Regions from separate parts of the Homo sapiens genome. Here region 1 is linked to region 2. A link is a loop called in an ENCODE intact Hi-C map of the cell type or tissue named here. Cell type or tissue: transverse colon. All regions are shown on one strand. Each heading gives the region's core, and the rest is flanking DNA. Links, peaks and the distances in the headings are about the cores only. Region 1 overlaps FGF12 (fibroblast growth factor 12). Region 2 overlaps PYDC2-AS1 (PYDC2 antisense RNA 1).

What was found. Peaks named below come from ENCODE experiments on the same cell type or tissue, not always from the same donor. Only the 100,000 strongest peaks of a DNase experiment are listed, where the experiment ranks them.
Region 1: it touches region 2 in a loop (10-fold over the local background); 10 of 110 quality-filtered maps call a loop at or near these places.

What each region holds. Positions count from the first base shown.
Region 1 is chr3:192,435,827-192,438,743 of GRCh38, forward strand. The region is part of intron 2 of FGF12 (fibroblast growth factor 12); the gene reads right to left. Among named protein-coding and RNA genes, the nearest start is that of FGF12-AS2, 78 kb to the right of the region's middle. In transverse colon, for the core only: no CTCF peak of the experiment used is centred there; no DNase peak of the experiment used is centred there.
Region 2 is chr3:191,431,278-191,434,194 of GRCh38, forward strand. The region is part of intron 1 of PYDC2-AS1 (PYDC2 antisense RNA 1); the gene reads left to right. Among named protein-coding and RNA genes, the nearest start is that of PYDC2-AS1, 7.2 kb to the left of the region's middle. In transverse colon, for the core only: no CTCF peak of the experiment used is centred there; no DNase peak of the experiment used is centred there.

The sequences.
Region 1 (2,917 bases), core at 329-2,828, 1.0 Mb after region 2:
TCAATGTGTTACCATGCTAAGCCTTGTTATCACATTTTCAGAAGCATAAATGATAAATAACATTTGCTTAACCAGCTTTTACAATTCCCTGGCATTTTTAAAAAGAATATTTATTTTGAAGAATATTTTTTGAAACAACACAATTTGAGGAAACCAACACACCACAGCGAATACGTCTACTTCTCTCAGTTAGCCCAAGCAATTCTCAAAGTTTTCTCCTCGTCTTTATTGAACACTCACTTCACGCCAGGCCTCGTGCTAGGGGTTGGAGCTCTGAAGGAAACAGAAGAACGTGACCTCAGGACAATACTGTCATAGTCCATGTCTACAAGAAGCTCACTCCCATTGTAGATGGTGATCCCACTTAAATTAATAAAGATGAGAAGCCTCCTGGGCCAAAAATTAGATACTTTGTTGTAGAGCAGTACCATACCAGAGAGGAACATTCACCTTCCTTTGCGCCTAGCTTTGCCTCTGGGATACAGTGGTACTGAGAATCAGAGCTTACTGCTGTAAATTAGGGGTTCTCAAATAGTCATACACAGCAGAATCAAGTGGAGGGCTTAGTAAAACACGGATCGCTGGGCCTTACTTCCAGATTTCCAATTCAAAAGGAGTCAAGAGATTTTAGTACTAGTGAGCTCCTGGGTGCTGCCGATGCTGCTGATGTGGGGCCCACAATTGGAAAACCTCCGTTGTAAACGAGCAATCATGAATAAGCTAATTTGTCTGGAGCAAGGCTTTGACTTCGGTAGTTTTACAAAGCTCTCCAGGTGTTTCTAAGGTGTATCCAGGCTGGACAGCCACTGGGTTAGATTGCACAATGTCAGTTTCCCAAAATAACTGCATGTTCAAGATACTTTTAAGATTATACATGTTTCTGAGTAGCCTGTCTGATCAACAATTTCTTGCCCTGTAGATTGAAATTCTAGGTGAAGTTATGCTTAAGGTGGCATTCCCAGAAAAAACTAGAACGCATCCCCCTTTTTTGGGTAGCTGACTATACGCAAACTGCTGTCTCCCAACACAGACTGTGTTCCAGTGCTGGAGAACACAAAGGTGGGAAGATATGAAAGGACACAAAGATTAATGTATGAAATTATCTACGTAAAAAATTTCTTGAGTGCTCACTCTATGCTGTGCCAAGAAACTCAGGCTTTTCTTTCTAAAAATTAGAGGCTATGGAGGTGTTTAAGGACGAGAGTGATATAGTCTGAATTGCATCTTATGAATGAATAGTGTATAATTCCTTAAAAGGTCTTGCAGCAAGAGAAGCCGGGTAGAAGGGGCATAGTTAAGTAAGCACAGGGGAGCAGGGAGAACTCTGGGAAAATGGAGGAAATAAAAGGCTAGCGACTAGAGGAAGTGCCTGTGATAGGATTGCAGACTACAAAAAAATACTAACAATACCACTCTCAAAATCATTAGGAAAATAGAAATACTATCATCTTTGTTAAAGAAGTTCATCAAATACAAGGAGCTAACAAAAAATGCTATTTGTGTAGAGAACTAGTTGAGAGGTAGCATCGCCTTTTAGCCAGAAGGTTTAAGGAAGTCAGTGGAATGTGTAAGAGTGAGCAAACTGGCCAGGCGCCGTGGCTCACGCCTGTAATCCCAGCACTTTGGGAGGTCAAGGTGGGTGGATCACAAGGTCAGGAGTTCAAAACCAGCCTGACCAAGATGGTGAAACCCCATCTCTACTAAAAATACAAACCATTAGCCGGGTGTGGTGGTGGGTGCCTGTAATCCCACCTACTCAGGAAGCTGAGGCAGAGAACTGCTTGAACCCAGGAGGCGGAGGTTGCAGTGAGCCAAGATCACACCACTGCACTCCAGCCTGGGCGACAAAGCAAGACTCCATCTCAAAAAACAACAACAACAAAACAAACAAACAAAAAAAAAAACAGTGAGCAAATTACTTGCTAGTAACCCCCAGTTCCAAATCTATTCCTTCAGTCTCTTTGTAATCTGGAAGCTTTATTGGAGAATCCCTCTCACTTAAAGTCTCCAGCTTCCTTGGGCATCAGGGCCTGCCTCCTACTCTTTGCCCACTCCCTTGTATAGCTTCATTTCCTGCCTCTCCTTCCTTCTTTTGTCCCTGAATAAACGTGTTCTCTGAATTCTGTTCTTCTTTGGCAGTCATATCCCCTCAACTGACTAAAAAAGTCCTTTCTATAGTGATGAATCCAACTTTTTTCCTCGAACATCTGCAAATATACTGAGCTTGAGTCTCTCATTTTCAATTGCCTTTTGTACATATTTTACAAGTTACCAACCACATAGACACCTGAAACTGAAGGATATGATTTTACTCATTTTCACCCGTTGATGAGATCCTATTGTCCTTTAAAAAATCTCACATGTGCTATAAAAGCATCTCTGATTCTAACTGAGTATTATTCCCACCTTTGGTTCTTCTTCCTTCCTCTAACTTTACAACGATAGCTCATGACCCTCTACTCTTACCTCTCATCCAGATGTTAAAATCATTAAGAACAAAGAGTATGCAGTGTTTGCATGTGTGAGACTTAAGGCTTGCACTTATCATCTTTTAAATTAATTGGAGAAGGTATAAATGGATACAAAAGTCTGATGTTAAGCCTTCTGGAAACTTATAGCCAATCTAGAAGAAGCCATCTTCAGGGATGCAGGAAAATAGATTTGGCTCCTCTTATCCAGTCCAGAGGCAGAACTAAGGATTCCTGCTCTTCGTATTTCCTGGTGCCAGTGCAGTGAAATCACTAATTAATAAGCCTCTTTCTGCTTCAGCCTCTGAAGGGTAAAAGCCAGGGAAGGGTACCCAGACAGGAGACCAGGTTTGCTGCTGTAATCAGGCAGACTCCACTAAGGAAGGAAACATTCATGTCAAAGATTGATGATTTGTGAGTATTCCAATAACAACGTTTGTGCTTGACCA
Region 2 (2,917 bases), core at 168-2,667:
ACAAATAGACACATTCCTCTGAAGTTTAGGAAAGAGGTTTCATATGGAGATTTGGAAGCATCAGTGTAGATATGGCATTGAAACCCACAGAACTGGATCAGATCACTAGAGACTGATTGTCTCTTGAGAAAATAAGAGGTCTAAGGATGAATCCTGGGACACTCTACACTTCAGAGCTTGGGAATATGAAGTGGAACCAGAATCAAGACTGAGAATGAGTGACCCATTGTAAAGGAAGAAAACCAGGAGAAGGCAGTGTCCTGGCAGCCATAGGAATAGGAGAGAAGGCAGAGAATCTGAACATAGTTGTTGGTAGGAGGGTTTTTGTGAAAGTTCCCTCATGATTACCTAACTTATTGATGAAAAGGAAAATTATTAACTAAGAGCGATGGTGGAGAAAGATAAGGTGGAAAATGGCTACTGACGCATTGATTTAAAAAGACAAAGTGAAACGAACATGGAAACACTTCAATATGTGTGTGTGTTTATGATATAATTTATGTTAAAAACATAATATCCTATATATTCGTTATATGTGATATTTTATATATAATATATATATCATAGAAAAGAATATAACAAATACATATCAGATTTCCCCAGAGAAAGTGGAGAAGGGAGAAACCTAGTTTTACTTTATAAACACCTATATTTCCTTTTGAATTGTTATAGCAAACATACTTTACTTTTGAGTAAAGGTAAGAAAAAGTAGTTGGTCTTGCAGACCTTTGTTAAGGAAGTAACAAATCTGACACAAAGGTAACAATAACCTTTGTGAGACTGACTGCAAGATGGCTCAGGATTCCCAGGTCCTTGGAAGACATTTGGGTCTTACTCAGTGAAGGCCCTTTGTACTGTGAGGGATGGTCTGTGTTATCTTAGTCAGCTCGTGCTGCTATAACCATGGACTGCGTAGCTTATAACAACAGAAATTGATTTCTTACAGTTCTGGAGGCTAGAAGGCCAGGATCAAGGTGCCAGCATTGTTGAGTTCTGGCGAGGGCCCTCCTCCCGTTTGTAGACTGTTGACTTCTCATGGTAGGCTCACATGGCAGAAAGAGGGTGAGAGGGTCCCTTTTGTAAGGGCACTAATCCTACTTAAGAGGGCTCCGCTCTCATGACCTAATTATTCTTAAAGGCCCCTCCTCTAAATATATCATGTTGGAACTAGGATTTTAACATATGAATTTTGAGGGACACAAACATTCAGCCCTCTGTGTATGCCTTGCAGAGCCATTTCTTCTTTGGATGTCTCACTGTGGGGATAATAGGGTTTTTGGGTAACTGTAAGATTTTGTTGTTATTGTTTGTTTTTGTGGTAAAAACCTCTGACATCAGGTACCTGATACTGAGAGAGATATTCAGACATACGGTGTTTTTTCACATAAAGTCAACATTTCCCAAGAAGCTGGCCAAGTTCACCTAGAAGCCTTCTGTTTCACTATAATTAATTTCTCAAGCCTAAGAGTTGCTATATACAGGGCTTTTTTGCCTATCCTAGAGAAGTACTAGGACAAGTTTCTAGAGATCTCAGAATTGAGGGTCTCTGAATATGGCCAGATTACAATCTATAATTGCAGGTTTAGGGCTAATTCTTGATAGCATTAACCTCACCCAGAGTTGATCTGTGAATCCTTGTGCCAACCTTTAGATCTTCACAGTCATGTATAAACTCAATAGGAATACTGGCTAATGACTGCTGGCCTTTCTTCTAAGCTGAGGCCATGTGACAGCCCCTACTTACTCCAGAAAAGCTAAAGAAATCTTTGAGATCTCTATCTTGGATTCCAGTGCTTCCAGTGGCAGTTAGGGCTATGGTCTTCCTGGGATTTTTTTTCCCATGAGAAGATAAGGTAAAAGATTTCTGGGGGCAATCAGGGCACAACCAATCAGCTCTAGGGGGCAGCCTGGACACCGTCACTGACCTGGAAGTAGCTCAGGTGCTGATTCTGCCTTCAGGGTGCACACACCCTTATGTGATGAAGGAGGAAACTCATGGGGTTTCTGGACAACCTGGCCTTCAGAGAAGGACCTAGGGTTAATCACTGGGTGTTCCTACACCTACTGTGAGCTTCAGAAACAATTCTGGGCTCCATCAGAATTCACAAATGATTGAGAATTTTGTAACTTTGGAGCATTTCAGAGATGGCCTGATGTACTGCTAAGTAGCTGAACAGATTTTGGGGACATTGGGGATACCATACCTAATTCTATAGCCCAAAGTCTTTTTCTTTTTTTAGACAGAGTCTGGCTGTCTTACCCTGGCTGGAGTGCAGTGTCACAATCTCAGCTCACTGCAACCTCCACCTCCTGGTTCCCAGTTCAAGTGATTCTCCTGCCTCAGCCTCCCGAGTAGCTGGGATTACAGACACCTGCCACCACACCGGCTATTTTTTTTTTTTTTTTGTATTTTTAGTAGGGACGGGTTTCACCATGTTGGCCAAGCTGGTCTCGAACTCCTGGCCTCAAGTGATCTGCCGGCCTTGGTATCCCAAAATGCTGGGATTATAGGTGTGAACTACTGCACCTGGCCTGGCCCCTAAATCCTCTTAATGCCAGGAATCATCTTAGGGTTTGGGGGCTTCGAGTGAAGGCAAGTGCTCACAATTAAAAACACTGGAATTTTCTTAAAGAAAAGGAGGCTCCTTCTGACAGCCACTGGACATTTTGGGGGAACCATAAATTCTCGAGATCCTGTCTCTGAGAATAATGTCTGTGTTCCTTCCTTCTACTGTGGTAGGAAGAAAGAGTTAAATTGAACCCTCTAAGGTCAGAAGAAACAGTTGGAATTGTGTGAATGAGGTTCTGGAAAACTAGATTTCTGAAGCTAGACACTAGCAAGATTAGGTCTGTTCTAGAAGCCATTAGGAAGACCCAAGGTGAGGTTCTGAGGCCCTCCAGGCTCTGTGGGAAGAGC